Linked DNA regions of Homo sapiens: region 2 is linked to region 1. A link is a loop called in an ENCODE intact Hi-C map of the cell type or tissue named here. Cell type or tissue: HepG2. All regions are shown on one strand. Each heading gives the region's core, and the rest is flanking DNA. Links, peaks and the distances in the headings are about the cores only.

The links. Peaks named below come from ENCODE experiments on the same cell type or tissue, not always from the same donor. Only the 100,000 strongest peaks of a DNase experiment are listed, where the experiment ranks them.
Region 2: it touches region 1 in a loop (2.7-fold over the local background); 23 of 110 quality-filtered maps call a loop at or near these places.

The regions. Positions count from the first base shown.
Region 1 is chr6:19,204,453-19,220,887 of GRCh38, reverse strand. No RefSeq gene overlaps it. Among named protein-coding and RNA genes, the nearest start is that of TRQ-CTG1-1, 380 kb to the right of the region's middle. In HepG2, for the core only: a CTCF peak has its summit at 9,478 (motif pointing right); no DNase peak of the experiment used is centred there.
Region 2 is chr6:19,018,194-19,034,628 of GRCh38, reverse strand. It overlaps LOC105374958 (a long non-coding RNA gene), which reads right to left. Exons shown (of 5, transcript XR_001744010.1): 2 at 13,839-14,008; 3 at 8,842-9,003. Among named protein-coding and RNA genes, the nearest start is that of TRQ-CTG1-1, 190 kb to the right of the region's middle. In HepG2, for the core only: a CTCF peak has its summit at 9,681 (motif pointing left); a DNase peak (open chromatin) is centred at 9,668.

The DNA.
Region 1 (16,435 bases), core at 7,472-12,471:
TGCTCACGCTGGGAGCTGTAGACTGGAGCTGTTCCTATTCGGCCATCTTGGCTCCACCCTATCTCCGGTGCGTGACTTCTTTACCCTGCACTGTTCCTGGAGTTTTGTTGCATATAGCCCACCACTTTTTAAGTTGAACAACAATATCAAAGTTTTCTGACATCTGTTTAGTTCTCTAATTAAAAGGCCAGTGAAAAGGAAGTCTTAAGGTCACAGATTGTCTCCTAGTGCTGAATTACTACAGTGCAGTGACAAATATCACAAGCTTTGGAATCAGATAACTGGAGATTACATCCCAGCTCCATGAGTTACCTACATCTCTATGTCTCGGTTTCCTCACCTCTATTAGCTTAACACCCGGCTCACAGGGGCACTGGGAGAATAATGAGATGCTGCTTGTGCAGTGCTGTGCAAATAACTAGTAGGGGCTAATTAAGTAGATGCTATTTTTTTTCTTTCACTATGTTATCATGACCCACCTCAGAGACTTCTAGCGTGCAATAAATAAGAGGAGGAAAAAAAATGCAATCCAAAGACAAATTCCCAGAATTAATGAATAATATTGATGTGGAAGAAAGGCTGAGGTTAATTTTTTGGAAAACTTTCATCTCATCCATTGCCAGATTCCATTCCAGAGCTATAAAGGTCAAAATTGGTATCATTTTCTAACATCAGAGGTTCATTATACTCTCTCCAAACTCTATGAAACATCAATTGTGTTTTATTCCTTAGATCTTGGCTCTTAGAGGAATACTCTCGTTTTTATAAATAGTACAAGGTCACATGTTACAAAAGCCTTACAATTCACAGGGGATACTCTTGTGAGGGGCTGCAGCTGTCCCAGATTTTACTGATGAAAGCTTTGCTTCTTTCTCTCACCCCAATGCTATTTAGTGTTCATTTGATAAATTTTATTTTACTATAATAATAATTCAAATTAAGTTCAGAAATATAACCGTCTTGTTCGTTGCCTCTCTTGTTGTCTCCAAATCTCCTGGTAAAAGGCCTTTATACAATTTGCCAAAAGGCAGATATTCTTAAGCTGCCTTCCTGCTGTTTAAGTTCAGTTCCTCCAGATAAATGTAGAACTCATGATGAAAACTTTTTGAGTGGCCTATTAAGTGAAATTCTGCTGTCCTATCCACATCCCCGGAGTCCAGGCAATCCGATTATGGACTTCTGGACTATAAGGTGTTACTTTGTTTCAGTATCAATCTGTTCCAAGTCCTTGGGGAGACCACAGTGATGAGATGTTATCTCTAATGAACTTAATATTAAATAATCTACTGTACCAATGCAAGTCTCAAGTTATTAAATGTATCATGGTGGATAGACCATCTGTCATGGTATAAACTGTTTTGATCAAAAATATACGTGTGTGAGAGTTTATAACAAATTTCATAGCACAGTAGAAATAATTGTATCACAATGATAGAGATGCATAGTATATATGTAGTAGTTCCCCCTTATTCACTGGGGACACATTCTAGACCCATAGTGGATGCCTGAAATCATAGATAGTACCAAACCCTGTATATACTATGTTTTTCCTGTATATACTTACCTATGATAAAGTTTAATTTATAAATTTGGTTTAAAGTTTAATTTATAAATTTAACAATAACTAATAATAAAATAGAACAAGTCTAACAATATGCCAGCACCACTACTCTTGTGCTTAGGGGCCATTATTAAGTGAAATAAGGGTTACCAGAACAGAAGCAATGTGATTCCATGACACTCCCCTGGTAACTGAGATGGCTCCTAGGTGAGTAACAGGTGCAGAGCGTTTGTGGATATGCTGGACAAAGGGATGGTTCAAATCCCAGGTGGGATGGAGCAGATAGTATGAGATTTCTGTCATGCTCCTTAGAACGATGTGCAATTTAAAACCATATGAATTGTTTATTTCTGGAATTTTCCATTTTCTGACCACAGTTGACTGTGAGTAACTGAAACCACAGAAAGCAAAACCTTGGGTAAGAGGGGACTAGCGTATAAGTGTCATAGAAATATGCATTTGCATGTATATTGCTACAAATATATGTATATGTATAATTTCACCAGTCATCTAAAGGGATAATGACATCTCGTAGTGTAGGTATTACATATTGTCTTTACAAGTCCAAGCATAAAAATTGAAGAGGAAGATTAGTTAAAAGCTTAATTTTACTTGCCTCTCTCAGGATGTAAAAAATAATAATAATAAAATAACAATGTTATCAGATCCTGGATAACAGGCCTTCTTCACAGCGCCTTTAAAATTCTACTTCTTGACTAAGATAATGCCGCAGACAGACTTGCCGAACCAACTAATTGAATATATTAAGCAATATTAACATTAGTGATATCAGGAAGCTTGAAATGAAAGGCAGCTGAAATGTCATCTTTTCAACCAAATGTACCTTATATAAATAAGTTCTAACTTGGGTTTATTGACTCAACCCCCTGTTCTTATTGTTTCACTTATCAGGGAGTCTTGGAGGGATTTCATGTCAGGTAGAGTGAGTCATTGTGGTGACATGATAAGCCATGTATTCTGGGGTACAAATAATTGCCTCTTATTTAAATCACATGATATAATAATGTGGATTAAAATTGGTTCTGGTACCAGACTCATGAGCACTCAAACTGTGTTATTTTTATCTTGCCTTGTGCTCAATTTGGATTTTATTAAACTGAAAGCTGTCACCGTTTTTCTATAATCACACATCCTACTGCAGATGTTGTATAGTCCTTGAAAATAAAGACTGTGTTTTATACATCTTTATACTTCTTGTAGCACCTGTGTAGTGCTTTCTGTATGCAAGATTCCTAATAAATGCTTGATGAATGTATAAATGATTTATTTAGAAAATCTTTATCTAACTCATATAATTAAAGGAAAATTCTACCTAGTGCTATAACTTACTTGCAAATCAATATTTGTATTTTTTAAAAAGCATAAGATTCATGGAATAATTGGAGTCTGCTATTTTTTCATATGGCTTTGATGTAGATAATTCCCACAAGGCATACATGGAAAGATGAATTTAATTAATGTTTCTTTTTAGGTCAGATTTTCTAGAGGACTTTGCCAATGGTTAAGCATCAAATGCAAATGCTACATGATTCTTTCCTCTCAGTATTTTCCCTACTGGTCTTTATTTCGCTAAGTGGTAAATGTTCATTAGAATGTTATACTATAAAATTCAATTTTCATTTACTAGCACCACTGCAGTTTTGGGGAGGACGCAATTCACATTCTATCTTTCTCAGAACTTTAAACAAAACTTTGAGGCTATGTGTAACATTTCCCTGAAATCCACTGAAAACAAATAGACAAAGAGATGATGCCATTTTGAGTAATAACTGCTCTTAAGAAAGACAATCAATATCATCAATATCGACATAATGAGATAGGTTTGTTCAGTCCATTAGAACCTAAGAACCCTTAGGCCAAACCCATGGATTAATACTCAATGAATTGGTTCTACTTACTGTGGGGATCAGGCTTGTGCATACATGCTCTACCACTAACTTGATAAATCAGTGCTCATCATCACTGCCAACAAAACAACTCGATGCAAGCTCTACATTTGGTAAATCCATAGCCTCCACCTTATTACCTGTTTCTCAGTACCTATACCTGGTATGTAGGTATATCCAGGTATATCCAGCTATATCCAGGTATGTAGAATGCATCAAATTAACACAGGTACACAAGTCACACACTCATTTTCCTTTGCTCCCCATGCTGTACTGTTTGTTCTTCCTTATCCACTGCTCATTTCCACATCGTGGCCTTCATTCATTTTTTTTTGTGGGGTTTGAGTATTTCTTCTTTTGATTCCTTTTCCTTTCTTCACTCTCTTGTCCTGGCTAATTCCTACTCAACATTCAGATCTCACTTTAAATGTCATTTCTTCTTATTTTCTCTGATATTTTCCTTATTTATATTTGACAAGAATGCTTAAAACCATATGCATCTCCTCTGTAAAACCTCATCATTATGATAGAAATAATGGTGAGAGATTGGTTATAAATCATGTGTCTTCTCCACTAGAGTGGAAGCTCCATCACAGCAAGGACACTGTTTACTTATTTTCTCTTATATTCCCAACATATAATAAAAATTTAATTAGTATTTATTGAATAGATGAATATATATATAGATATAAAATACTTAATGCTGTTCTTATACTTTTAGGTTACTGTAGGAAATGTTGCAGTACTTAATATGCAATAATGAGAGTTTTGCTGAATGAGCACGTAATATTGTATTATGTAGCCATGGAAAAAAAGAGTTTCGAAATATGAGAAAAAAGCATAGACTGTGAAATTAAAAGAAAAAGAGCAGGATACATGATTGTACATACAATATGGCCTAATTGGTATCTACATAGAAAAACTTGGGAAGAAAATTCACTGAAATGCATAAAGCAGCATTTGGATGATGAGACTAGGGATATTTTATATTTTTAATACAGTTTTGTAGTTTCTATATTTTTTATAATTACCATAAATTGAGAAAATAAAGCTATTGGAAAAATAAACGTCTATATTATGTATTAATTCTTGGTTGAACATCTTTTTTCCAGACACTGGGCAAAAGCAAGCAGTGACAATAAAAATAGTCTGTCTGTTTGAATGTTACATCCTTATGGGAGGAAGTATACAAGAAACAGCAAACAAACAAATAAGAGAATGTCACATAGAAATAAGTGCTTTAAAGAAATAATACAGGTCATTGGGACAGAAAATGAGTGATGGCAGAATTTTAGACAGGGAGTTCATGGTGAGCTGTTCATGGCAAAAATAATAGCTAACAGTTTTTAAACAACTGCTCTGTACCAGCCAACCTAATTGTCCATTTAAACGCTTGACCTCATTTTTTTCTCACAATATTCCTAGAAGATAGGTGTTATTCTTATCCTATTTTAACACACAAGGAAGTAGAGGTTTAGAGATATCAATTAAGATTTAACAGCCAATTTGTGATCTACCTCAATGACAGTGTTTATCAGATTGTAATTATTTATTTCATTATCTGTCTTCACTATAATACTCTCTGTTTCATGACTGCTGGGGCAAAGTCTCAAAGTACTTTATATCTTAAGCACATATTCCAGAGACTGAAGCAGAATTGAATCTCAGCATATTTTTTGTTAGATGAGCAAATATATGAGTCAAAAAAGTTAAGACAAAGGAGAAAACTCATCATAAGAGAAAGGTAATATTATTCTGAAAATTTTTGAAAAAGTATACCTCATAAAGTGAGTGGAAAATTATTCTGTAATGTATCTGTTAATGTCTCAATATGATAGGGAAAAAATTTATATGAAATAATAATAGAAGTTCATAAAAAATAATAAATAGGCCAGGCGTGGTGGCTCACGCCGAGGCGGGCGGATCATGAGGTCAGGAGATCGAGACCATTCTGGTTAACACGATGAAACCCCGTCTCTACTAAAAATACAAAAAAATTAGCCAGGCATGGTGGCGGGCGCCTGTAGTCCCAGCTACTTGGGAGGCTGATGCAGGAGAATGGCGTGAACCCAGGCAGTGGAGTTTGCAGTGAGCCAAGATCGTGCCACTGCACTCCAGCCTGGGCGACAGAGCAAGACTCCATCTCAAAATAAAAATAAAAATAAAAATAATAAATAAATGAAACATTAAGGCAAATTATAGATTAAATTTTTAAAAGAGCTAGTTGATTTTTTTAAACTCTAATCTCATGACAGAGTAACTAGTTGATTTTATTAAAAACCTACACAGAAGTTTAAAAATATAGTAAGAAATTCAGAATCTTAACTAGAGGATTTCAAAGCTTTAATGAGGGAATTTAATATACCACTTTCAAACTTCATCAACCTAAGTACCTGAAATTATACAAGAGAATAGAACTTTTGAATATGTAACACAATTAATAAATTCAACATGATAGCATATAAGAACTTTATAAAAAAGAAAAGCTATAAAATTTGTAAGAGTTATCAAGAATGAAGCCATAATAAATGACGAGTCATATATTACTGTAAGAGGAGAGTGAATATTATAAAGATATCAATTCATCTGTATTAAATTTACAGGTTTAAATGTTATTCCAAATAAAACTTAAATATATTTAACTTTAGGGCTTTGAAAAAAATGACTTAAAGCCTTTCTGAAAAATAAAGTTTCAAGTAGATTAGAAAAAGCATCGCTAGAGAAGACATGAGGAGGGGATAATCATATTAGGTACTGCTATGCATTTGAACACTGTAACAATTTAATCAACAGAGCACAAAGACCAATGGAGGGAATAGAGAGAAGTATAACATGGTAGTTAAGGCCATGAATGTTGATTTATTAAAAACAAGATTTGGAGACTTCTTTTTTTCAGCTCCTTTACCTAAGCAGCTTGGAAATCATCACTCTTATCCTCACTGTCAGGCCTCTGAGCCCAAGCCTGCATGTATACATCCAGATGGCCTGAGGCAACAGAAGAACCACAAAAGAAGTGAAAATGGCCGGTTCCTGCCTTAACTGATGACATTACCTTGTGAAATTCCTTCTCCTGCACAATGAGTCTCAGAAGCTCCCCCACTGAGCACCTTGTGACTCCCGCCCCAGCCAGAGAATAACCCCCTTTAACTGTGATTTTTCCACTACCTATCCAAATCCTATAAAACTGACCCACCCCTATTTCCCTTTGCTGACTCTCTTTTCAGACTCAGCCCACTTGCACCCAAGTGAAATAAACAGCCTTGTTGCTCACACAAAGCCTGTTGGTGGACTCTCTCTGCACAGACGTGTGTGACACTTACAAGAAAAGAGCTGAACAAACTTAAAATCATGGACATTTCTTTAATTTATATATAATTGAGATCCCAGGGTAAACTGCCACCCTATAAAATCTACAGACAGGTGAATATGAGGTATCACATTCCAGATAAGCTAACCTTGGGCAAAAGCCACTGCAGCCATAAACTGGTAGAAACACTTAAATGTTAATGAATTGCTAGAGGCTGAGTCTGGATTAGCCTAAAGGTAAGAAATTCCTTGGGCACCTCACCTTAGGAGGACCACAACACTTTTACCTCTAAGAATCCCATCAGGTTCTCAAGGATTGAAGACTCATGAAAAATTCCCTCACGTCTAGCACAGGGAATGAGAAAAGTAATCATTTAAAATGCACCTAGAATGTTCTCCATAAGAAATATCTTCAAATATAGTTAACTTATCTTTGACAGAAGAACAAAAGCAAATCAATGAAGAAAAGATAATATTTTCAATAAATGGCACTGGAACAATTGGACAGCCATATGCAATGGCAACAGAATTTAGACATAGACCCTACACTTTTTACAAAAATGCCTTAAAATAGATTATAGAACTATTTATATAATACAAAACTATAACATTTCTAGAATATGACACAGAAAATATAGGTTACTTTGGATTCAGTGATGAGCTTTTAAATAAAACAAAAAACATGCATAAGAGAAAAATTGATGTTTGGCTTTATCAAAATTAAAAACTTCTCTGTGAAAGACACTGTTAAGAAAATGAAATGGCAAGCCACAGAATATGAGAAAATGTATGTAGAATACCTCACAAAAAACTTGTATCCAGAATATACAAAGAACACTTAAAAGTGAATAATAAGAAAATTAACAACTCAAAGATCTGAACAGACATCTTATCAAAAAAGATATACAGATGAAAATAAGCATATGAAAGATGCTCAACATTATATATCATCAGGGATTTGCAAATTAAAGCAACAAGAAGATACCAGTACATAACCATAAGAATGTTAAGTGCAAAAAACTAACAATACCAAATGCTGACAAGGATGTGGAGCAATAGGAACTCTCATTCATTGCTGGTGGGGATGAAAAATTATACAGCTACTGTCACTCGTGTCCGTGTAAAGAGACCACCAAACAGGCTTTGTGTGAGCAACAAGGCTGTTTATTTCACCTGGGTGCAGGCGGGCTGAGTCCCAAAACAGAGTCAGCAAAGTGTGGTGGGATTATCATTAGTTCTTATAGGTTTTGGGATAGGAGGTGGAGTTAGGAGTAATGTTTTGCAGGCAGGGGGTGGATCTCACAAAGTACATTCTCAAGGGTGGGGAGAATTACAAACAACCTTCTTAAGGGTGGGGGAGATTACAAAGAACCTTCTTAAGGGTGGGGGAGATTACAAAGTACATTGATCAGCTAGGGTGGGGCAGAAACAAATCACAATGGTGGAATGTCATCAATTAAGGCTATTTTCACTTCTTTTGTGGATCTTCAGTTGCTTCAGGCCATCTGGATGTATATGTGCAGGTCACAGGGGATATGATGGCTTAGCTTGGGCTCAGAGGCCTGACAGCTACTTTGGAAAATAGTTTGGCAGTCTTATAAAACTAAACATTGTCTTCCCATAAGATTCAACAATTGAGCTCCTTGGTATTTGCCTAAATGAGCTGAAAGCTGTCCACATAAAGTTTGCACATAACTGTTTATGGCAGTTTTATTCATAATTGTTCAAATTTGGAAGCAACCAAGATGTACCCCAGTAGGCAAGTAGGTAAATAACTGTGCTACATCCAAACAATAGAAATTTATTCAATGACTTAAAAAGAAATAAACTATCAAGCCATGACATGGGTAACATTAAATACATATTTTTAAGTGAAAAAAGTCAATCTTAACTATATGACATTATGAAAAAGGCAAAACTATGGAAGCATTAAAGAGATTTGTGGTTGTCATCATTTTGGGGGAAAGGTAAGAGAGACAGAATAGGTAGAATACAGACAATTTTCAGGACAGTAAAACTATCTTTCAGGACACTGTGATGGTGGGTATTTGGCATTGTGCATATGTCAAAAATGTTATAGAACTTTACAACACAAAGATTGAAACTTAATACAGGCAAATGAAAACAAAAATATCATTTAGGAGATCATGGGATCCCAGGAATGAATGAAGACTGACAACAGAATGCAACTGTGTTACAAGTGTATGAAACAGCCTCACTGAAAGGAGTGGGAGAAAAGGTGCTACCCTAAGTAACTGGAAATGAATAGAGTTTGTAAGACTTAAGAAAAAAGGAACTGGACAATATGAGGAGTAGCCTGCTCTACCATGGACTTCCCACAGACACTTGAGCTGGCATGAAGAGCTGCTTTGAGAGGTGGTACTCTAGCCTTTGTAGTACTCTAGCCTTTGTAGAGCCCAGACGGTTTGGTACAGAAATGTCTGCAGTGGAGCACTAGAGTGGACCAGGTATGCCCAGCCCCCAAGTCCTGCCATGTTCCTCCAGGAGACTTTGGCCAGAGGGAGACTGTTGGACCTGGACAGAGCAGGGCGGTCTTGCCCATGTAATGGAACCAATTTCATCTGAGTGTCCTCCTGGCTTCTGGCCTCTCCCAAGGCCCCAGCCAGGCCACACCCGCTGGCAAATGACGCCTAACTAGGGTGCTTCCTGGAGACCCTCATGATAGCTCTTTCACCAGCAGGTGGCGCCTGACCATTAGAGAGCTCCAGCAGAGCAGCACCCCCTCCCCATCCTCCCCCGCACAGTGTGCCCAACCCCACCCCCAGTGCAGACTCTTATACTGCTTAGCTGGCACGCACTCACCCATAACCCCCTCTCCCTGCCATGGCTTTGCTGGTGTGTGCACACAGATGAGCCTAGCATTCCCTCCCTTGCTGGTGTATATGAATGTACACAACCCAACACTGCTGCCAGCGTGACCACAATTCACTGTCCTCCCAACCCCCAAAACGTTGCTATTCAGCCATACTGCCATTGCTACCATAAACACGTGCATTGACAATGGTGATACACACAAACACACGCACAGTCACGCCACTGGCACTAACGAGTTCATGCACACCAGCAGCTCCACCTCACCACCGGTGCAAATGTGCACACAGATGCCAGCAGCTATGCCCCCACACCTGTGCCAACACTACCACCAGCATGAATGTGTGCATGGACACCAGAAATTCCTCCCAACCTCCATGCCACCACTGCAGTCATGTGCGTGGATACCAGTGGCCCTGCTCCCCCAGCACTGCCACCACTAATGGTGCAAACACATGAATGCTGGCAACTCCACCACCCCCCTCCCCCAGCAGTGTGAATGCACACACAGAGCTGGCAGATGTGGGGCAGCACCCCACCACTGCCAGGGCAACTGCAAGCATGGACACTGACAACCATGCCCCCACCTGTGCTCCACTGACAGCATCCGCACATGCAGGAAAGCTGCAGCCCCATTTCCACCAGTACCCCACCTGTATCAGTCTGTTCTCACATTGCTATAAAGAACTACCTGAGACTGGGTAATTTATAAAGAAAAGAAGTTTAATTGACTCACAGTTCTGCAGGCTGCACAGGAAGCATGGCTGGAAAGGTCTCAGGAGACTTATAATCACAGAGGAAGGCAAAGGGGAAGGAGTCATGTCTTACATGGCTGGAGAAGAAGGAAGAGAGAGAAGGGAGGTGCTACACATTTCTAAACAAACCCATCTTATGAGAACTCATTCACTCTCACAAGAATAGCAAGGGAAGTTGGCCTCCAGGATCCAATCACCTTCCACCAGGCCCCTCCTCCAACACTGGGGATTACAATTGAACATGAGATTTGGGTGGGGTCACAAAATCCAAGCCATATCACCACCCCAGCCAATGTGCATGCACCCCGCTTTGCTGCCACAGCTGCTGGCATACATCAGCGAACATGGATCCTGCTGCCACCACCCCAAAGAAGTCCTTTGGCCAGCAAAATGGCAGCACCTAAGCCCCTCCAGTGCAGTAGGTTCCTAACCTCCAGGAGCTAGAGAACAAAGCCAGGGGCTCAGTACCAGCTCCCCAGAGTTAGAGCACACACATCAGGAGTGCTGAGCTGTGCCCTGGAGCCCTAAAATCTTCCAGAAATGAACCCAGTCAACTGAACCTACCTTATACCACAATCAAACCCCCAAGATAATCAAAGATGATAAAGAAAAAAAAAAGTCAATCCATTCAGAGGAGAACAACTTCAAAGATGGGAGGAATATCACCTCACACAGATGAGAAAGAGCTAGCACAAGAACTCTGGCAACTCAAAAAGCCAGTGTCTTCTTACCTCCAAATAACTGTACTAGTTAACCAGCAATGATTTTTAACCAGACCAAAATGGCTGAAATGACAGAAATAGAATTGAGAATATGGATAGGAACAAAGACCACTGAAATCCAGGAGAAAGTTGAAACCCTATCCAAGGAATTTAAGAAATACAATAAAAATGATTTAAGAGATAAAAGAAAAAAATGGCCATTTTAGGAAAGAACAAAATGTATCTGACTGAACTATAAAAAACTCACTTCAAGAATTTCAGAGTACAATTGCAAGTATTAACAGCAGAATCGACCAAGCTGAGGAAAGAATCTCAGAGCTGGAAGACTGGTTCTTTGAAACAACTCATTAGGATTAAAAATAAATAAAGACAAATAAGAGAAATATGAGATTACATAAAGATACCAAATCTATGACTCACTGGTGTTCTTGAAAGAAAGGGAGAGAAAGCAAACAACTTGGAAAATATATTTGAGGATATCATTCATGAAAACTTCCCCAACCTAGCTAAAGAGCTTCCACACAGCAAAAGAAACCATCAACAGAGTGAACAGACAACCTACAGAATGGGAGGAAATATTCGCAAACTATGCTTCCAACAAAGGTCTAATATCCAGAACCTATAAGGAACTTTAACAAATCAACAAGCAAAAAACAACCCCATTAAAAAGTGGGTAAAGGACATGAACAGATAGTTTTCAAAAGAAAAGACACATGCAGCCAACAAACATATGAGAAAAATCTCAGTATCACTCATCGTTTGAGAAACATAAATCAAAGCTACAATGAGATACCATCTCACACCAGTCAGAATGGCTATTATCAAAAAGTCAAAAAATTACAGTTTCTGGTGAGGTTGCAAAGAAAAGGGAATGCTTATACACTGTTGGTGGGAATGTAAATTAGGTCAGCCATTGAGGAAAGCATTTTGGTGATTTCTTAACTCAAAACGGAATTACCATCCAATCCAGCAATCCTATTACTGGGTATATACCTAAAGGAATATAAATTATTCTACCATAACAACACATGCATGCCTATGTTCATCACAGCACTATTCAAAATAGCGAGTATGTGGAATCAACCTAAATTCCCATGAACAGTAGCCTGGTTGAAGAAAACATGGTACATATACTCCATGGAATACTACACAGCCATAAAAAGGAAAAAGATCATGTCCTTTGCAGAAACATTGATGCAGCTGGAGGCTATTATCCTAAGCGAACTAACACAGAAGCAGACAACCAAATATCACATGTTCTCACTTAGGAGTAGGAGCTAAACATCAAGTACACATGGACACAAAGAAGGGAACAACAGACACTGAGGCCTACTTGAGGGTGGAGCATGGGAGAAGGGTGAGAAGGGTGAGAATTGGAAAACTACCTACTAAGTATTATGCTTATTACCTCGGTTACAAAATAATCTGTACACCAAACTCCCATAACATGCAATTTACCTTTACAACAAACCTGCACACATACCTCTGAACCTAAAATAAAACTTAAAAAACATTATAGATTTACTAAAGAGAACAAATAGATTGAAATGCAGACTTCCGTATAGAGAAAATATTTGCCAATGAAAGATCACTTGACTATCCGTTATTTGGCAAGTTAACAGAGACTTTTATAAATGCAAATATGTAGTGCAAATAAAGGTATGAGGATACGGGCATCCTACATATTTTTCTTTGGAGTATACAGTAGTATATTTTGCTAAGCATCTTGGAGCTATATATTAAAAATTCAAAATTTCCTGTTTTCTCTAACAAAGGTTTATACAAAGAAATGAACAGTTGTTCTCATCTTATAAAAAACTGGAAACAATCTAAATATCCCCAAATAAAGAAATGGTTAAATGGTTTTTAGAATATTCATAATTTAGGGTGTTGAACAGCTGTTAAAATAGTATTTAGATTTTCTAAAACTCACTTTGTTTCTAATAAATAATATTTCCTCATTATAAAGAATTTAAGCAATTCAGGAAAAAGCTACAAATTTCCAAACCTCCCTCTACCCCACCATTAAGCCAAAACAAAACAGACTTTTAGGCATTATTCCAGGTATATAGATAGGCAAATAGACAAAAACAAACAAACAAACAAAAAACAAAGAAGATAACTAGATGCCTATTGGCATTATTTTTTATGTTTCTTTTTAAAAATAATTTCAACTTTCAATTATGCAGATATATGTACAAGCTTGTTACATAAGTATATTGTGTGACACTGGGGTTTGGGGTACAAATGGTCCCATCACCCACATAGTGAGCACAGTACCCAATAGGTAGTTTTTCAGCCGCTGTCCCCATCTGTCTCCACCATTCCCTACCCGTGTAGTCACCGGTGTTTATTGTTTTCATCTTTATGTTCATGTGTACCCAATGTTTAGCTCCCACTTATAAGTGAGAACATGTGATATTTGGTGTTTTTCTTCCTGTGTTAATTTGCTTAGGATAATGGCCTCCACCTGAATCCATATTGCTGGAAATGACATAATTTCATTCTATTTTACCGCTGTGTAGCATTCTATAGCATATATGTACCACATTTGCTTTATCCAATCCATTGTTGGCGGGCAAGCACCAGAGTATAATTTTCTTTTCTTTTCTATTTTTTTTTTTTTTTAGATGAGGTCTGACTTTGTCACCCAGGCAAGAGTCCCATGGCACAATCACAGCCCACTGCAGCCTTGACCTTCTGGGCTCAGATGATGTTCCCACCTCAGGTTCCCAAGTAGCTGGGACTACAGGCATGTACCACCACTCCTGGCTAAATTTTTTGAATATTTGTATGGACAGGGTTTTGCCATGTTGCCCAGACTGGTCCCAGTCTTATGGGCTCAAGTGATCCACCCACCTAAGCCTCCCAAAGTGCTGGGATTACAGGCATGAGCCACCGTGCCCGGGCATATTTTTGAAAAATGTTATTTTTGAAAAGTGACAGTACCAAGTGTTGGCCAGGATGCAGAGCAACTGGAATTCTGATATGTTGTACAAAATTGTACAAACACCTTGAGAAACAGTTCAGCAGTTTCTCAGTGAGTTAATTAACCAATACACATTTATTGTACAACCAGAAAACCCATTTAAAGGTGTTTATCAAAAAGAGGTAGAAATAAATAGATGTTTACACATAAACCAATGTGTGAATGTTCACAGCAACTTTTTTCATTGCCAAAAATCGGGAAGCAACCCAAATGTCCCTCAGATGGTAAGTGGATAGGTAGACAAATTATGGCATATCCATACAATGGAATAATATTTTGCAACAACAAAAAATCAAACGTGCATGCGGTAACTCAGGTGAATATCAAAAAAAGCACAGTGCTAAGTAAGGAAATTAGACTCAAATGCACAATATAATTATGTTTATATGACATCCAATAAAAGACAAAGCTATAAGGACAGAAAACTTCTCAGTGGTTTTCCAGCAGGATCAGGTTAGAGTGAGGATTGACTACAAAGGGGCCTTAGAAAAATTTCTGGAGTGATGGAAATATTTTATGTCTTTATCGTGGTGATAATTAAATGATGTTATTTGACAAACCCATAGAATTATATTTACCTAAAAACAAATTTTACTGTATGTAAGTTATACCCAATGAAACAAAGACAACAAAATATCAATGTACTATTTTGTTACTTAAAAAAATTATATAGTAAGTATTGAGAGAGAAGGCACTGAGAGTGGATGGAGGGAAGACACAGAAGCTGGGCTGATGGGAGAAAGCTGGCAAACCTGCATGGGGTTATTGCACACAGGGACTTGTTCCTGTCCCCCAGTGGCTCCTGGGAAATGGGTGTGTTGAACCGGCAAGGAGCAACCTGCTCCTGCCAGAGTCCTCTGGAACCCTGGCAGGAGGAGATCCCTCAACCACCACAAATACTCTTGTTGGCATGGACAGCTGCTTAGAAAAGTGGTAGGGGCAGCAAGCCAGCTGACATGAAGCCCAGAGATTCGGTGATGGAGCATCTATAGCAGAGCATGGCCAGAGATGGCCATCTCCCTAGGCTCAACTTGGTCCCACAGGAGACTTTAGCCCTAGGGAATCTGTTGGACCTGAACTCTTTGTTCTTGCCCAGCAGAGAGGGGCCAGTCCAACCTGAGCACCCTTTGGTCCGCTGGCTTCTCCCAGGTCCCCAGCCTGGCTATGCATGCTTGGAGGACAGTTTTGGATACCCTGGGAACTTACACCATAGCTTCCACTCTGGCAGACCATGCTTGACTGGTGGAGAGCTCCAGTGGGGCGGCCCTTGCAACCGCGCACCAGCCCACATGCCCCCTGTCCATACTGCAGCTTCTTCCTGGGACCAAGGAAACTTTCCACATTGCTTTGCTGGAGCATGTCTGCAGGCAAGTTTTGCATTCTTTGCCCTGACAGCAAGCGGTAATGAAGTCTGCCCCACCTCTCTCTGCCGACTGCCATTGCTGACAAAGCCTTGACAGGCACAGAGCCGGCCAGCCTTGCCCCAGCCAGTGCTCTGCCCTTGTGCTAACACTGTGCAGAGAACAGCAGATCCTCCACCGCCCCCAAGCAACCACTCCTGCTTGTGGGGCACAGAAAAAGCACCCAGACCTGCACTCACCAGTGTCCTGCCTACAAGCCAACACCACCTCCAGCATGACCATGCGCACAGTCACCAGGAGGAGCTCCCTCAACCCCCACCTAGCTGAGTGGCCTCCACCACTGTGGTGAATGCCTGCAGGGAGGCAGGTACCCTGGCACCCACTAGCAGTCTACCGCAGCTGATGCTGTGAGGATGAATTCCACTGTCACCGCACTACAAAATGCTTTGTCTGACACTGCCCTATGGGAGTGTAGTGACCAGTGGCCCAGAAGCACCTTGGGCCTGCCAGCACAGTGGATTTCTAACCTCAAGGAGCCAGAGGACAAAGTCATGGCCAAATACAAGTCCCTCAGATTTAGAACTTGCAGTCCAGAAGTTGGGAGCTGCGTGTTGGCCCCCTAAAATCTTCCAGAAAAAAAGCCATTTGGCAGAATCCACTTTATACCATAATCAAACCCTGAAGGTCATCAAATAAGATAAAAGAAAAAATTCCAAAGGTCAGCATCCTCAAAGATTGAAGGTAGATACACTCATAAACATAAGAAAGAATCAGTGCAAGAACCCTGACAACTCAAAAAGCCAGAGTGCCCTCTTTCTTTCAGATGACCACATTACCTCTCCAGCAAGGGTTCTAAACCAGGTTGAGATGGCTGAAAATAGAATTCAGAATATGGAGAGGAGCAATTGAGCTACAGAAGTACTCAATCCAAGCCAGCTAAAAACCAATCCAAGCAAGCTAAAAATTATGATAAAACAATGCATGAGCTGACAGACAAAATAG
Region 2 (16,435 bases), core at 6,703-11,702, 190 kb after region 1:
ATTCCTCTTTCCCAAAGCCAATCCTATCTTTGTGAGCTCAGGCCTTCCAGATGCAAAGGGACTATGCTTTATATTTTCTTCACAGTCACAGCCATTTATTCCCAACCAACTCCTACTCTTCTGCCTTCAAACATACTTAAATGTTTGAAAAACAAAAACAAAACACTTCCGAGCAAGCTTTCTTGTTCCATATGCCCTTCTCACTACCATCCAACTTCTTCCCATCCTTATAACTCCACACTTGAATTGCCTGCATCTGTCACTTTTATTTCTTCATCTCACCTCGTCTACTCTCTTATCTCTCTTTTCTCACTTTCAGCTTCACCACCATTCTAAGAATTTTCTTATGAAGGCCATCAATAAAAATAAGGATGTTTCCTTCACCTTCAGTGTCTTTGTCTTCCATGCTGCAAATGGTCTACTTTTCATACAACTCTTGTTTTCTGTTCATCACATTCTCCTGATTTCCTTCTCCTTTTACGCCTACTGCTCCTTCAGCAGTTCCTCTCCCCAAGGCTCTGACCTTAACTCAGTTAAGTTTATCAAACATTTCTTGGACATTGACTCCAACAAAATGTGGAGTAACACTTTTTTTATTATCTGGAGATTTTAGCTCAAGCTTCAATTCTTTTCAAGTACACGTTGTGCTTTGCCCCTGTTTCTTAATGAGAAGGGCTTGCAAATAATCCTGAGGAGAATAGGAAATAGGCAGGGCTCTCAGGTACTTGGTTGCTAAAACATAGAAATACTTCTAGAGAACTGATAAGTAGCCACTTCCCTGAGCCCCACCATTCTACTGCCTTAGCCTCTTACCTGGAACCCCTTGATTTCCTAATGGCTCAGAAACTAAAAGATTAAATTCTAGATCATCAAGGCCTTTACAGAATACTGTTTCAACATTATGGTCTGAATCCATCTAATGACCTGCCATAGGAGCCATTAAACACACTCGCCATTAAACACATTGAGGACCACCACTGTCAATAAGTGCTTCTGTGTTCTAAAGAGCAGCCAGCAATCCTTCAAGTGTTTACTAAGGGGTGATCCAACTGGAACTTACTTCTCCCACTTACCTTTTCTATCTATCCAATGTAAGCAATGGACAGGAGTTCCTGAAAAGAGACGTAAGTTGGAAAGAATTATCTGCCTAGGGACAAGAGCTGTTACTAGGGGGAAATGCACATGAAGAAAAGGAAAGAGGGCTCTCCCCACCTAACCAAGTAAGGGGAGCTCTGAAAGAGACCTTTGTAGAGATTGTGGATGTCTGCAAAAGAAGAGACACCATATTGTCCTCTCCAATTGGATACTTTCAACTCGCAGACAGTTTTAGGTTTAGTCAGTACATCAGAGTTTGATGAGGGAGGCCTTGGGAGCACTTGACATTTAGGAGGAATTTATTTGTGTCCCCTGAAGTTTGACAGTGTACATAAAAATAGATACTGGTGTCTGCTGCCAAAGTGGAAAAAATCAGAAGATAAAAGGCTGGCTGGAGCTGTCTTCCATGGCAAGACAAGGAAGGGAGAGTGGAGCCTGGGGGCAGCAGACTACCCAGAGTCTGGCATGGAAATGAGGCATGAGTTTCCTTTAGTCCAAGTGAGCTTAGGCTGTCTCTATGGGATCCTACTTTAAAAAGTGCTGGGGGTGAGTGGATGCTAACAGGATGGATCCCTGTGGACAAAGACTGAAAGGATGTCACTCCAGGTCAGCTGGAAAGCACATTACCCATGTCATCAAATAATAACCTGGAACAATCTCAGTGAACAATGTTTAGAGATATTGGCTGAAGAACTCAAAAGGAAAATAAAGGGAGAAAAAAGAAAAGTTATCCATGACAGAGCAGTATTTAGAAGCCTGCTCTAATGGAGAACACACTAGGCATTTACTATCAGCCAAGAAAGAACTACAAAAAACAGCAGCTAAATAAAGGCTTGAAAGGCTAAGAAGGAAATCTGAAAGTTGAGAACATGGCCCCTCCCCTACTACAGGCCCAGAGCCATGGGTCTGGCTTGAGCTGTGAGAAGAAAGATATTCAAATCAAATCAGAAGTGAGACTGGAATTTTGGCTTAACCTTATCCAGAAATTTTACTTCCTGAAAGTGTTATATGTATCTAAACATTCTTATAATTGAACATTTCTAGGAAACTGTGGAATCGTCTCAGGAAATCAGATGAAGGAAAGAAAGATATGACCAGTCAGGTCAGAAAACAGGGATTAGAGAAAAATAAAGACATTTAATGTGTATATCCCTGCTCAATAACTAGTTATACATGTTTACAAATACCTAGTTTACTGATACACTTTTATTGTTAACTGCTGCTTTTTTGTTTATGTCTCTTCCAGTTGCAAGTGATGAAATCCTAACTCAAATAGGCTTAAGCAAAAGAGCTCACATAACAAAGATGTCTACAGGTATTTTAGATTCAGGAATAATCCAGGACCTCAAAATAATGTTATCAAGGCCCTGGCTTTCTTGTTATTTGAAATCCATTTGTCTCTGCTTGGCTTAATTTTGCATGCATATTCTTTCTCAGTTGTAGGCATGATGGATCATACCATGCCAGCTTAATAAATCTTGCACACATAAAAAAAGTGGGGTACCATAGCAGTAAATTTCCATTGAGTTCTCTAACTGACCTGTCTTGGATTCTGTCTTAACTCTAGAGCCTGTGGTATTCTAATTGGTGAAATGTACATCATATGCCCATTCCTGTGGTCAGAAAATTAGGGTCAGCCTCACATAAACCATGAGAAATGAGTTCCCCCAAAATAGGGGTTCTATTAAGAAGAGGGAATATTGAACAACCCAAAGATATTAAAACAAAGATAACAGAAATCCATTAGAATATCCTCATTTGTAGCTTCTTCCCGGTTATCACTCACTGTCTATTTCTCCTTTCAGTTCTGTCAGGTTATGCTTCATGTATTTTGGGGCCCTCTTATTAGGTGCACATGATTTTATTATCATAAAATGTCCTTTTTCTCTAGCAACAAATTTTGTTCTAAAGTCCATTTTGTCTGATATTAGCATAGCTAAAAAATGAGGTGAACAAGAAAGAAAACTAGATGATGGATTATATTTGGAGAGTGTTATTGAACAAATGAATATGATTTTGAGATTTGCGGTTTGGTTGTCAGGGTATGGCTATTCACTGAGATTGGGAAAGAGAAGGAACAATAGATGTGAACATTAAAGAGATGAGTTTTTTTGTAAAAAAATATTATTAGTTTCAAGATCTGTGAGAGAACCAAAAAGTCCTTGGTGGCTTCTTCAGAACTGTATTATTATCTGATTATTTTTATGTAATCCTATTTTGAAATTTCAAGCTTTATGTGGTCAAGACAATAGTCTACTTGCAATTTTCTCATGCTTTGTGCAGAGTTTAGCTCAGATTAGATGAAATGCTTTTAAATGGAAGGACTGATTTAGAAAACTTGATGTTGGGCAGGGCATGGTGGCTCATGTCTGTAATCCCAGCACTTTGGGAAGCCAAGGCGGGTGAATCATTTGAGGTCAGGAGTCCGAGACCAGCCTGGCCAACATGGTGAAACCCTGTCTCTACAAAAATTACCAAAATTAGCCAGGCGTGGTGGTGGGTGCCTATAATCCCAGCTACTTGGGAGGCTGAGGCAAGAGAATCAATTGAAACCAGGAGGCAGAGGTTTCAGTGAGCCAAGATCATGCCACTGCATTCCAGCCTGGGCAACAGACTGAGTAAGACTCTGTCTCAAAAAAAAAAAAAAAGAAAAAAGAAAAAAGAAAAAGAAAGAAAACTTGATGTCCTTATGAGTGTCTAGCCAGTGTGTACAAGATTTAGTTCCCTTAGCCTAATGGGTTGCTTTTTCTTTTGAATCATGGGTCATTGAACACTCTGCTTTCTTTCCTTAGAATGCCCTTCTCTTCTTTCCATATAATTCACTTGGCTAAGCCTACTTGTCTTTCAGTCCTCAGCTATCTCCTTCTACAGAAAGCCTTTTCTCATGACTTAAGATTTTCTGTGCAATTTCTTCCATTTACCCCAATGCAGTCCTTTTTGCACTGCATTGTTTAACAACCTATTCCATGAAGATATATATTGCTTCCAGTTTATTATCTTAGTTGATAGCATAATACATGGAAATTCAAAAAATTCTTTTTGAATTAACTATTAAACAGACATATTTAGCTATAAGGAAAGAACTATCTTTCTAATTGCTTATTTTACACTCCTATACCAGAATATCCGGGCACTGAATGTATTGACTTTTGGTCAAAACTTCGGAAAAGAAAACAGTTTCAGATAAAGAGGAATGGATATCTCCAAAGTAGATGTCCAGAGAAATATAAAAAGAATTTATTTATGGAACCTACATCAACTAAATCCTTTTCTGGAATTGAAATGCCATTCACCTCTCAAAGATGCCCAGGAATATGAACTAAGTTGGTTTTGATATGATTGGCTGATGGATGATGCCATTATCTGAGTTTGGTATCTTTGGGGCGCAGTTATCAATTACACAGCATATTTCATCAAAGCTAAGATAGCGTTCATTGTAAAATGCACCATTATTTTATGTACCTTCAAAATAGTAAAGGAAAACCCGATAAATAACAATTCTGTGACAGTAACTAAGAAATATTGATTGTAAGACACACTTCAATTTTAGAGACACTAAAATGTGAAAAAGATGTGTGTCTTGAACACAATTAAATATGTTAGATAACACATGAATTATAGAATGTGGAAGGACCTAAGACTTAATCTACTCTAGTCTTCACCAACTTATAAATAAACTAAGAACTAAAGATTTGTAAGTATACAGTAACACAAAAATTGGGGAAATCAATCAACCTTAAAAACCAGATGGGCTGGTTTGTTCCAGTGTCAACATTTTATAATTCTGTTCTAATATTAATACTAAAAAGAGACCTAGGAGAATATATGTCATCATCAAATGACAAATGTCTCCTTCCTATGTTAGAGATAGCTAATTTACCTCAACAAATATGTTACTTTAATTTTCTATACTCACATGCCTGAATCATAGCATCTCTTCCCAGTGAGTCAAGGGTTTGCCTAGAAAGAAAGACTTGAATCCAGGGTTTGATAGTCAGGCAAATACCCAATGAGATGTATACCCGATGGTACATGTAACTATTTTCCTGCCATTTAATAATATCTCATTTAGGCCAAGTGCGGTGGCTCATACCTGTAATCCCAGCACTTTGGGAGGCCGAGACAGGTGGATCACAAGGTCAGGGGTTTGAGACCAGCCCGACCAACATGGTGAAACCCTGCCTCTACTAAAAATACAAAAATTAGCTGGGCGTGGCAGTGTACGCCTGTAATCCCAGCTACTCAGGAGGCTGAGGCAGGGGAATCTCATGAATCCGGGAGGCGGAGGTTGCAGTGAGCTGAGATCACGCCATTGCATTCCAGCCTGGGCAACAGAGTGAGACTCTGTCTTAAAAAAAAAAAAAAAAAAAAAAAAAATCTCTCATTTAATCAAAGACCATTTCCATGGCATGAGATATTCAATAGTTCATTAGAAGAACAAATCAAACTTGCTATAATTATGAATTTTGAATTCACGATTTCTAATGGCAACTTTAGACTTAGCTTTCTTCAGTCAATTTTAGTTTCCTTGGCACATAATGCTCCAGGTTTTGTTTTAAAAAGCCACTTACTCCCTTTCTCTTTCCTTCATTTCCCCCTTCCCTTAACACCACAATTGAAAAACTCTCCCTCAATTCCACCTCCTCTCGAATTCCCCTACCTCTAGAACCTCAGGCCCTCCTTTCATTACTTTGCTAATAACAAAAGCATCTTCATTTTCTCTGGAACTCATGCAGAAGAAACATTTTAAGCTCAACTAAATAATTATCCACCTACTTTATATTTCCTAAAAGAAATCCTGATTGACTGAAAAATCACCAGGCTGTTGTCACCAGAATCCTTAATGTGAAACCTTCCTTACAATCTTTCTTCAACTTTCTGTTTTTGATGCGGGAAGCAGCAAAATTAAGGGAATTTGTGAATTTTATGAGAAAATGCCACCAGATAAATGAAGGTACATTTAATTGAACAAGTCATCAGAAATGCATTCAGTATATGAGTGACATGACAAAGGAAACCACAGAGTGTAAGAGGTGCATGGTTGTCTTTCAGTTTGTCACCAACCCTTAGAGTGGGCTGCAAGGTACGCTCAAGGGAATGCGCTCAAGGTCAAGATCACAGCACAGGCAACAGTTGAGAGCGTGGTGGGGGACAGGTGGAGGTGGGAGCAGCTTAAGAATGACTCACCCAGGCAAGTGAAGACAAAGCCTTTCTCAGCAGACCTAAATCCCAGTTGCTTCCTCACCTTCATTTTGCAAAAAATACCCTTTGCTTAGAAAGGATAAGAAGAAACCATGATTCCACTGAAGAAGTTCTCTGACAAAACAACCTCCAGATTGTCAATGGATTCTTCCTGCTTGTGAATACATAATATACAAATATTTATACATACATGTGCATGCATACAAAACCAGTATTTTAAATGAGTATAAAGTCCTTTCTGAAAGCAGGGCTGGCCCCTGAGCAAAATAGTAATTTAGCAAAGTTTGACTTGCTGTCTTCTCACTTCTTTTAATGCTACCTTTTTGCCCCTTATCTTACTCAAGAGTCTCATTCCTGTTGTCTCTGACAGCTTTAAGTGCCTCCCTGTTAATGTGCTAACTAATAACTAAGTGTTTTAGCCTATTCAAGTTATAACAAAACATCTTAAACTGGGTAATTTATAAGCGACAGAAATGTATTTCTCATAGTTCTAGAAGCTGGAAGTACAAGATGAAAATGCTAGCAGTTTTGGTGTCTGGTGAGGGCTCTCTGCTTTAATGATGGAGCCTTGGCCAGGTGTGGTGGCTCATGCTTGTGATCCCAGCACTTTGGGAGGCTAAGGCAGGAGGATTACTTGAGGCCAGGAGTTCGAGACCAGCCTGGGCAATATATCAAGATCCTATCTCTACAAAAAATAAAATGTAAAAAAATATATAGCCAGACATAATAGAACATGCCTGTAGCCCTAGCTCCTCAGGAGGCTGAGACAGGAGGATCCCTTGAGCCCAGGAGTTCAAGGCTGCAATGAGCTATGATAGCACCACTGCACTCCAGCCTGGGCAACAGAGTGAGACCTTGTTTCTAAATAAAGATAGTGCCTTGGTGCTACATGTTCACATGGCAGAAGGAGCAGGGGCACTCCCTTCAACGTTTTTCCTAAGGGCATTAATCCCATTCATGAGGGCAAAGCAGTCGTAACCTAATCACTCTCCAAAAGGTTCTACCTCTTAATGCTATAACATTGGGTATTAGGTTTCAATATATGAGGTTTATGGGGGACAGTATCATTCACACCACAGCAGCAAGTATTTGAAAAGTGCTGCTATATCTGAGGCCTTTTTAGAGAAAACGAGAGGGTCTTCAAGGCTGTGAGTAAGAAATGTGGACTTGATAACTGGCAATTTGGAAATAATTTTATTCTTTCTTGACCACCTCAGCAGCTTGATAGCTAGGAGGGGTCTATTTGATATATCTTTTTTTTTTTTTTTTTTTTTTTTTACTGGTAATGGACATTATCTATAGATATTTTAAAAATTGTGGGAGCTGGAAAAGATTTTGACAGTCATCTCAAACCATGTCTACATTTTATACATTTGGTAACTGAGATGTAGAGAGGCAAGAGAGTTATTGCCAGAGGCCATCCTCATTCCCATCATATTTCCAGGTCAGTAGTTTCCAGAAATTCTGCCTTGGGAAAACTGACACTGATTAGAGGTTTGAATTTTTGGCACTTAGCAAGCTAAATAATTTAGCATGTGTTATCTGAGAAGGCTGAAGATATAGGTCTAATTTGTGGACCCTCATGTTGAAGGGACATCTAAACCAGTTTGTTTTTGTCCATCAGTAGGTCAATGGTTGCTTAAAAGAAGGGTTTCAACTTCATCATATGGTGCCACAAGCCCTGGATAACATATATCAAATGCCCATGTATTGAAAAGAAGCTGTCTGCTCCATTCCTCTAGATGAGAAGGCCTTGGGAAAATCTTTTTGGCTATCTGCTTTTAGCACTATGGCTGACTAGGTGCTCTGAAAACCTCCTGTTACTATCTATTACATAGGACAAAGTCTTCAAAGCATTGTTTGCCTTTAAATTGGTGGAGATTTTCAAACCTTCTCCCCAAATTCCTGCCATATGAACTGCAGTGAAGAACTGGGATCAGAACAATCAGGGGTCAGGAGGAACAGGGTGACCTAAGGGTAGATCAGGAGAGTAGCAATGCTGTTGGTTACTAAGTCTTGAGCAAATATTAGAGAATCTGAGTCTAGAATTCTTGAACTGACCCAAGATAAACAGAAGTTTATTAATGACAGAAGCCATAGTCAGAAAGCATACCCAGACTGAAAGAAAGCCTTCTCAATTTTTGAGCTGCAGGATTTCCACCAAAGAGATCAAGTAATGTGCTCACAATCAAAGATCATTAGCAAAGTAGAAAGGAAGCTGTATTAGTTATCTATTGCAGAATAGCAAATTACTCTAAAACTTAAAGTTTTATGAAATGACTATAAATATTCATTATCCCTGCCATTTTCTGAGGGTCAGAATAGGAGAACCTAGAATTTGGGGAGTGGGTCAATGTTTTTCATAAGGGCACTGATCCCATTCATGAGGGCAAAGCACTCATAACCTAATCACTTTCCAAAAGGTTCTACCTCTTAATGCTATAACATTGGGTATTAGGTTTAAATGAGGGTTTCTCATAAACTTACGGTCATTTGAAGGCTTCATGAGTGCTGGAGGATCCAATTCCAAAAGTACCCACTCACCTGCGCTGTATTGGTGTTGGTTATTGATTGGCGACCTCAGTGCCTCTCTGTGTGGGCCTCCCATTAGGCCAGCTGAGTGTACTCCTGACATGGCAGCTGGTTTCCATCACAGTAATTGATCCAAGAGAGAGTAAGTCAGGAAGGAGCTATTCTTTTCATGTCCTAACCAGAAATGAAAATAGGGGCAAATTCCTTTGTAATCTTGGGGTAAAAAAGGTTAACCATAAAAAAAAATCCTATCATATTTTAATATTTAAATTAAGATTGTAGTATTTAACTTAAATTTTTATATTTTAATTAAAATTAAAAATTGTGTTCAGCAAATACACCATCAGAGAATAAGAAAAATAAATGGCAAACAAAGGGAGATATTTACAAGTCACTTAACAACAAAGGATTAATATATTCCAGAATACATACATAATTTCTACAAATCAATAACAGACAACCCAACGGAAAAACAGGCAAAAGCCAAAACACTGTTAAGAGAAAGAAGCATGGCCAAAACAGATATAATGAGGTGCTCAACCTAGCTAATAATCAAGGAAATACAAGTTATGACCATAATAAGATACAGTTTTACACCTATTTAATTATCTCAGATTAGAAGATCTGACAATACCCAGTATCAGAGAAGAAGTGAATCAATGGGAAAGCCAGTAGGCACTAAGTGGTTACAATCACTTTGGAAAACAACTGGGCTTTCTCTTGTGAAAGTGAATACTTACATGTTGTCTCTACCCAGCAGCTGTATTTCTAGGTAAGTGATTTTGACCCCTGGAATACCTTTGGCAACGTCTGGAGACATTTTTGGTTGTCACAACTTGGAGACACTACTGACATCTAGTGGGTAGAGGCCAGGGATGCTGTTAAACCTGTTACGATGCATAGGACGGTTTCCCACAACAAAGAGCTATCCGGCTCCACACATCAGTACTGCTGAGGTTGAGAAACTCTGTCCTAGGTATATGTGTCAGTGACACTTGCATAGATGTGCAATAGGAGATGTAGAAGAGTATACTCATGACAGCAACAGCTAACTGGAAGCCATAATTCTCCTTTAACAGGAGAATAGATAAATCAGTTGTGACATAGCTATTCCATGGAACACGCGATTGAACGATAGCTACAGACAACCATGATGCAAAGTGAAAAACAATAAATTTCATAAGAAGATATCCCATGTAATAAGTTTAATGAACTGCTCAAAAAGAAGCACAACTGAAAAAATCTGTTATTTAGGCCTACCAACAAGCAAATGACAAGAGTATAAAAGTAGAGTAAGCAATAATTACACAAAATTCAAAGTACTGGTTACTGTTTGTGCAAAATGAGGGGAATATTTCAGCATGGAAGCAGGGGATAAATACAGGGAAGCATTGCAACCATGTTCGAATATTTCGATTGGATGATAGGTTCACAGTTGCTCATTACACTATCACACTTTATAACTTACATCAGCAGTTCCCAACTTTTTGGCACCAGGGGCAGGTTTCATGGAAGACAATTTTTCCACAGAACAGGGATATTAGGGACAATTTGGGGATGCAAGGGTATTATTAATACATTTATTGTACACTTTATTTCTATTACAACACTTAATGAAATAATTATACAACTCACCATAATGTAAAATCAGTGGGAGCCCTGAGCTTGTTTTTTTCTGTTTGTTTTTGTTTTTTGCAACTAGACAGTCCCATCTGAGGGTGATGGGAGACAGTGACAGATCATCAGGCATTAGATTCTCATAAAGAGCAGGCAACCTAGATCCCTTGAATGTGCAGTTCACAGTAGGGTTCACGCACCTATGAGAATCTAATGCCACTGCTGATCTGACAGGAGGCGGAGCTCAGGTGTTAATTCAATCAATGGGAAGTGGCTGTAAATACAGATGAAGCTCTGCTCACCCACTGCTCACCTCCTGCTATGTCAGTTTCTAACAGCAACCAGTACCAGTACCAGTACCCATCCATGGCCTGGGAGTCGAGGACCCCTGACTTACATATACATATATATACATACATACAAACATACATATGTCACATATATTCTTTTGTACTATTGTATTAAAATTAAGTAAACAAAAATCATTAATCAGGCAGATGTGGAGAGGTAGATTGTACAATATAACCACACAAGGAACTACCTGAAATTACAGCAACCAACTTGCTTTTGTCCTTTTGGAGAGGAGATGCTGCTCTTTTTATGTTAGGACTAGGCTCAAAATCCTAATCCTAACATGAATGTATCTCATGAGTGTAATTTATCTCATGAGGTCTGTCCCAGTAGCTCACTAGAGTAGCAACCATCACATCAATATTGTTGACTTAAGCACCCCTTACCTTTAAGTTATGTTGGCAATAAACACAAAGAACACAAAGCAAATAAAGGATAGCATGGGGATTGTTAAGACATTTCTCTCTCTGTCTCTGTCTCTCTCTTTCTATACACTGTAGTCATACACTGGTAGGGGCATAATACCATATGTAACAACAGGGAGTAGGTGGATGATCTGCTGGATTTGTTTGTTTCTTCAAGAAGACCCTGATTCTCCTTAAAAGCCAAATTTTCACAATCACGTGCCTTTAAACCACAGGTTGGAAAACTGAGACAGCCCAAGTGATTTGGAGTGCCTGGGCCACCTACCAGTTTTAAACAAAATTGTAAAGATTTCCTGTCTTTTTCTTTCTTTCTTCTTATTCTAACCAGGCTTTCCAAGTGCCAGCCTACCTCTATTTCTGTTCTCAGACGACTTTCAAATAATCCCTGCTAGAGTGTTAATTGAAAAGCAAGGTATTAACTGATTATAGCTTAGTATGATCCCTCCTAGGGTGATTTTATTTTCATAGGGGACTCATAAAGGTTGGTGTGAGTAACAGGGAGTGAAGGCTCAGAGATGACCTTCAGGAGGCTATAGCTAACTCCAACACCTGACGGAGCAAATAAAAAATATTTGTTATGCAGCCTCTGAAAGGTTGGCAAAACCTTGCTTCAGGCCCTGTTTAAACACCCAGTCTCTGTCTACTACTTTTGGAACTGAACTGCAATAAAACCTCTTATTTTCCTGACCCAAGAGGAAATATTTTATAAATTATAGCGTAGAGAATTATTTGGCCAATATTTAGACCGGAAATACCCTGAAGAGTGAGAAAGGTAAGGAAAAGAACAGATTTGGAGAAAGCACAAAGGCCAAAGTCAATCAACAAAATGCTTAATAGTGTAAAGAGAAAAAACTTTTCAAGTGTCCAAGCATAAATGTCAAGAGTATTTCAATAAAACCCAAAAGGCTCGAAGTTGAAGCAGGTATGAGAAAAGGGGAATAGAGAAGATCCCCGAGGAGAATACAAGCATGTGGGGTGTGTATCTCCATTTACACAATAATTGTTCCATCACCTTCCTGTTTCACCGTACTTAATATTAGCAACTGCTTCGCCTGATAAGAAATGGTATCAGCCCTTTATAAAAGAGGTATCCCTGAGTCAGGATGTTTAAGCCAGCAAAAACTGGTCACAGCTGAATCCAAATCCAAATGTTCAATAGCTGTTCTTAAACTTTACTGTGCATAACTCACCTAACAATGTTCATGTAACATGAAGATTCCAGAATCACAGCTGAGGTGATTCCAATGCAGCAGTTCTGGGGCATGGCCCAGGAGTTTACAGTTTAGGAGCATGCCAGTTGATTCTAATGTAGGCAGTGGGCCACTGTGAAACAGGTTTCAGAAAGCCTAACCCAGGGTTTGTATTCAGTGCTTGCACCCCTCCTTCCATCTCTCAAACTGCCATTTGCTCCAGCAACATTCCTGGACAAACCAGCTTTGGGGAAGTTGAGACTGAGAGCTCCTCTCCTCATTGGCACCATGCATCTCTCACCTTCTGTTCCGAGTGCGTCACCTCCCATGCGGGCTGCTGCGTGCGACGCCTGCAGGAACCTACTCTGTGCTCACACAGGGGCAAAACTGGAAATGTGAGGAGGGCTAAAACTCCCAGGGGGATTGCTTGACCAATGGAGGCAGGAGCCAGTAGGTAAACATTCCCAAGTTGCCATTCCTCAGGACAATTTTCTGAAACTTATTCTGTATAATTCCCCCAGAGGGTCCTAGCAGGAATGAATTCCAGTTGCCCACAGGGATGGCCAGCTATATAACTCTTCTTCTCTTCCCAGTCCAAAAGTAAACCACTTATCCAAAAGTAAACTACTACATGGGAGCTCTTGCTGCAAACTCTGCCATCTGAGAAGAACACAGGCTCAGGGAAGGTTCACCTGAGAGACTGGCTCTGGAAACCAAGAAGGAGAGGGTGAAGGGGAGGGACAAAGAGCCCTTGGTATATTCTTCTCATGCAGCCTCACTCAGAGTAGCCCCATTTTGTCTGTTTTTTGCATTACACTTCTCCGTTTTAGTTTCCTTAAAAATAAAATTATGGAGATAAAAGGCATTTGAAAATAATCAGTCTAAGAAAAAGGCTCAAATCTTGGCAGCAAGAGCCCAAGATTTACCACTAGTACAACCTGAAATCAAGTACATAATATCCCCAGCATTCGTTTTCTTGTCTACATGACAGGGTTGTTGAGACAGTAACACACGATTATTATTAACTGATAATATAAAACTAATAGGAGTATGCCATGTGGCCCAGACCCAATCTCTCACTCCATGCAGTTGTCGTCAGGCTCGTTTGATTCCGTGATTTTGTTCACACTAATAAGCCACTGGACACAAGTCACACATATCCTAAAGTGGTTAGTTAGAAATCTTACGATGTTTGTGCAAAATTTGGCTTCATCTGTTGATGCTGCATCGATATGAGTTTGCTGTTAATACAAGTTTCAAGAAAGGAAAGGAAAGGAAATGGAAGGGAAAAGGAAGGAAAGGGAAGAAAAATTCTCACTAAACACGAAGCAAAATTATATGACTTCTACATCCTGTCTAGGATACAGGTGCCCATTTGGTCCACTCTTATTCTCTCTTTTCCTCCACAGTTTCTTTCCTGGGTTACCTGGTAGTCTGCTGCCATCCATGTACTTTCCTCACATTGACACTAGGCATTTTCCTGGATTCTTCCACAGGTTCTTCTGACGTGGAAGTGCAATATAAACATAAAAGCTTTGTTTGTTATAGCAGAAACTATGGATCCACAGACTTTTCCATTTGTTCCCAAATTTTGCTCTGTAAGAACAAAATAAAACAGAACCAAAATGAAGCTATTATGGCTCATGTATGATATCCATATATTCAAATAATTTTCATTGAGGTACAAGATGCATAGAAAAAGAGTACATAAATCATAAATGTACAGCTTGAGAAATTTTCACAAAATAAATCCTCTTGTGTAACTAGCACACAGGCCAAGAAGATTACAAGTACCCAATTACCCTCCCTATACCACTCTCAGTCATTACTTACACTCCAAAGAGAGCTGATATACTGACTTCTAATACCATCAATTTACTTTGCTGGTTTCTAAGGTTTGTATACATAGAATCACAATTTATACTCAAATGTATCTCGTTTCTTTAATTCAATATTGTAAGATTCATCCATATCATTACTTATAGTAGTAGTTCATTTTCATTGCTATGTGTAGCATTTACTTGTATAAATATAAGACAATGTATTCATTCTACTGTATTGAACATTTTAATTTTTCTAGATTTTGCCTATTTCAGAGTGCTGTTATGAGGATTCTTGAATGTCTTTTGCTACATCATGCTTACAGTGCTTTGGGGAAGGTACTTAAAGTGGAGTGCCTGGGTACACAGGTTTAACTATGTACTCAAATGCTTTCCAAAGGAATTGGAAATTAACAAGATCATTTAAAATGTATATGTTAATATGTACGGCTACATACACCCAAGACATTCTAGGAAAAAAACAAAACAAAACACCACTACCATCAAAGTGGAAAGACACTACCAAATATGACTTATTATGAAACTACACTAATCAAGACAGTGTGGTACTGTTGCAATAGTCAAATAATGGAATATAACATGGAGTCAAGAACTATCCTTTCTTCCTTCCTTCCTCCCTCTTTTCTGTCTTTTTCTTTCTTTCTTTCATTCTTTCTTTCCTTCTTTCTTTCCCTGTAGATGTCAATGTGTGTGTGTATACATTTGTATATTATATATAGATTTGATTTACAATAAAGATGACATTGTTGACTATTGTGGAAAGAATGGTCTTTTCAATACATGGTATGAGGTCAATATTATATCAATTTTGAAAAGAATAAATCTTAATCCCTGTCTCACACAATATACAAAATCAATTCCATGGTCTATCTGAGGTTTGCACTCTTTACCAGGTGTATACAGTTCATCAGAAAGAAATGAAGTTCCAAGGCTTAATCAGTTTCATATATCCTTTAATAAACTTTATTTTCATTCGTATTAAAATTCAAATTAGAACTCCTGATATTTTCTTTATTGAGACTAGTGGGGGTGCTTAATGGGTATTAAGAAAAATAGATAGAATGAACAATACCTACTATTTGATAGCACAACAGGGAGTCTATAGTCAATAATAACTGTACATTTTAAATAACTTAAAGAGTATAGTGGGATTGTTTGCAATTCAATGGATAAATGCTTGAGGGGATGAATACCCCATTCTTCATGATGTGTTTCTTTCACATTGCATGTCTGTATCAAAACATCTCATGTACCCCATAAATATATACACATATTATGTACCCATAAAAATTAAAAAAAATCCTTATGTATATTGTGGAAAACTGATTTTCTTCTCCCTTTTTCCCTTCTTTCCTTCCTTTTTCCCTTCTTCCTTTACTTTCCACCCTCCCACCATTTGTTTTTTCATTAATCTAACAACATACATCAGACATCAGTGGTTACAAATCAGCAGCCCACATGCCAACTATGACCTGAATAGTTATTTTAAAACACTTTGTGTTAAAAATAAATCCTGTTGCCAATATGATTGTGAGAATTTACATGAGATCAAATTACGGGGCATCTCTTGAAAATTTGGCAGATCTGGCAACCGCAGGCCAACAGTATTCCATAGCAACAGTCTGTTGGATTTTGTGAAACATTTGCCAGCTTAAGACAGGGCAACCCGCTCAGGTTTACCTTAATCCTCACTGGGCCTGTTTCACTCATGTATATTTATTACCTGCCTGACCCCTGTAGGAATTTTTATTCAAGGTTTCTGTTACCATAAATGTTTGAATAGTTAGACATAAAAACATGTTTCCAAAGAAATTATAGATGCATAAGTGTCAATATTGTTTTCTATTTATATACAGTTTTCAGTGTTCTACATATGGCAGCTAAAAAGATTCTTTCTTCTTCTTCTTTAGTTTTGGGCATAAATCCCTTCTTGTTTCCACAGGAACATTAGCTCAAATTTGCAGATACTGTGTGATACAGATAAAATTGTTGCATTTAAAACCATATGTCACACTGAACTGCTCAAGAGGCATCAAGCCTTTCTTACTTGCAGATCTTTAAAGATATAATTTTATGCTCAGTTAAGATGGAAAAGAGCATTAGGTTTGAAGATAAACCTATTTACTGTGGAAGCACTCACTAAATTATTTCACCAAATTACTAGGTAGAGAGACATTAGCAG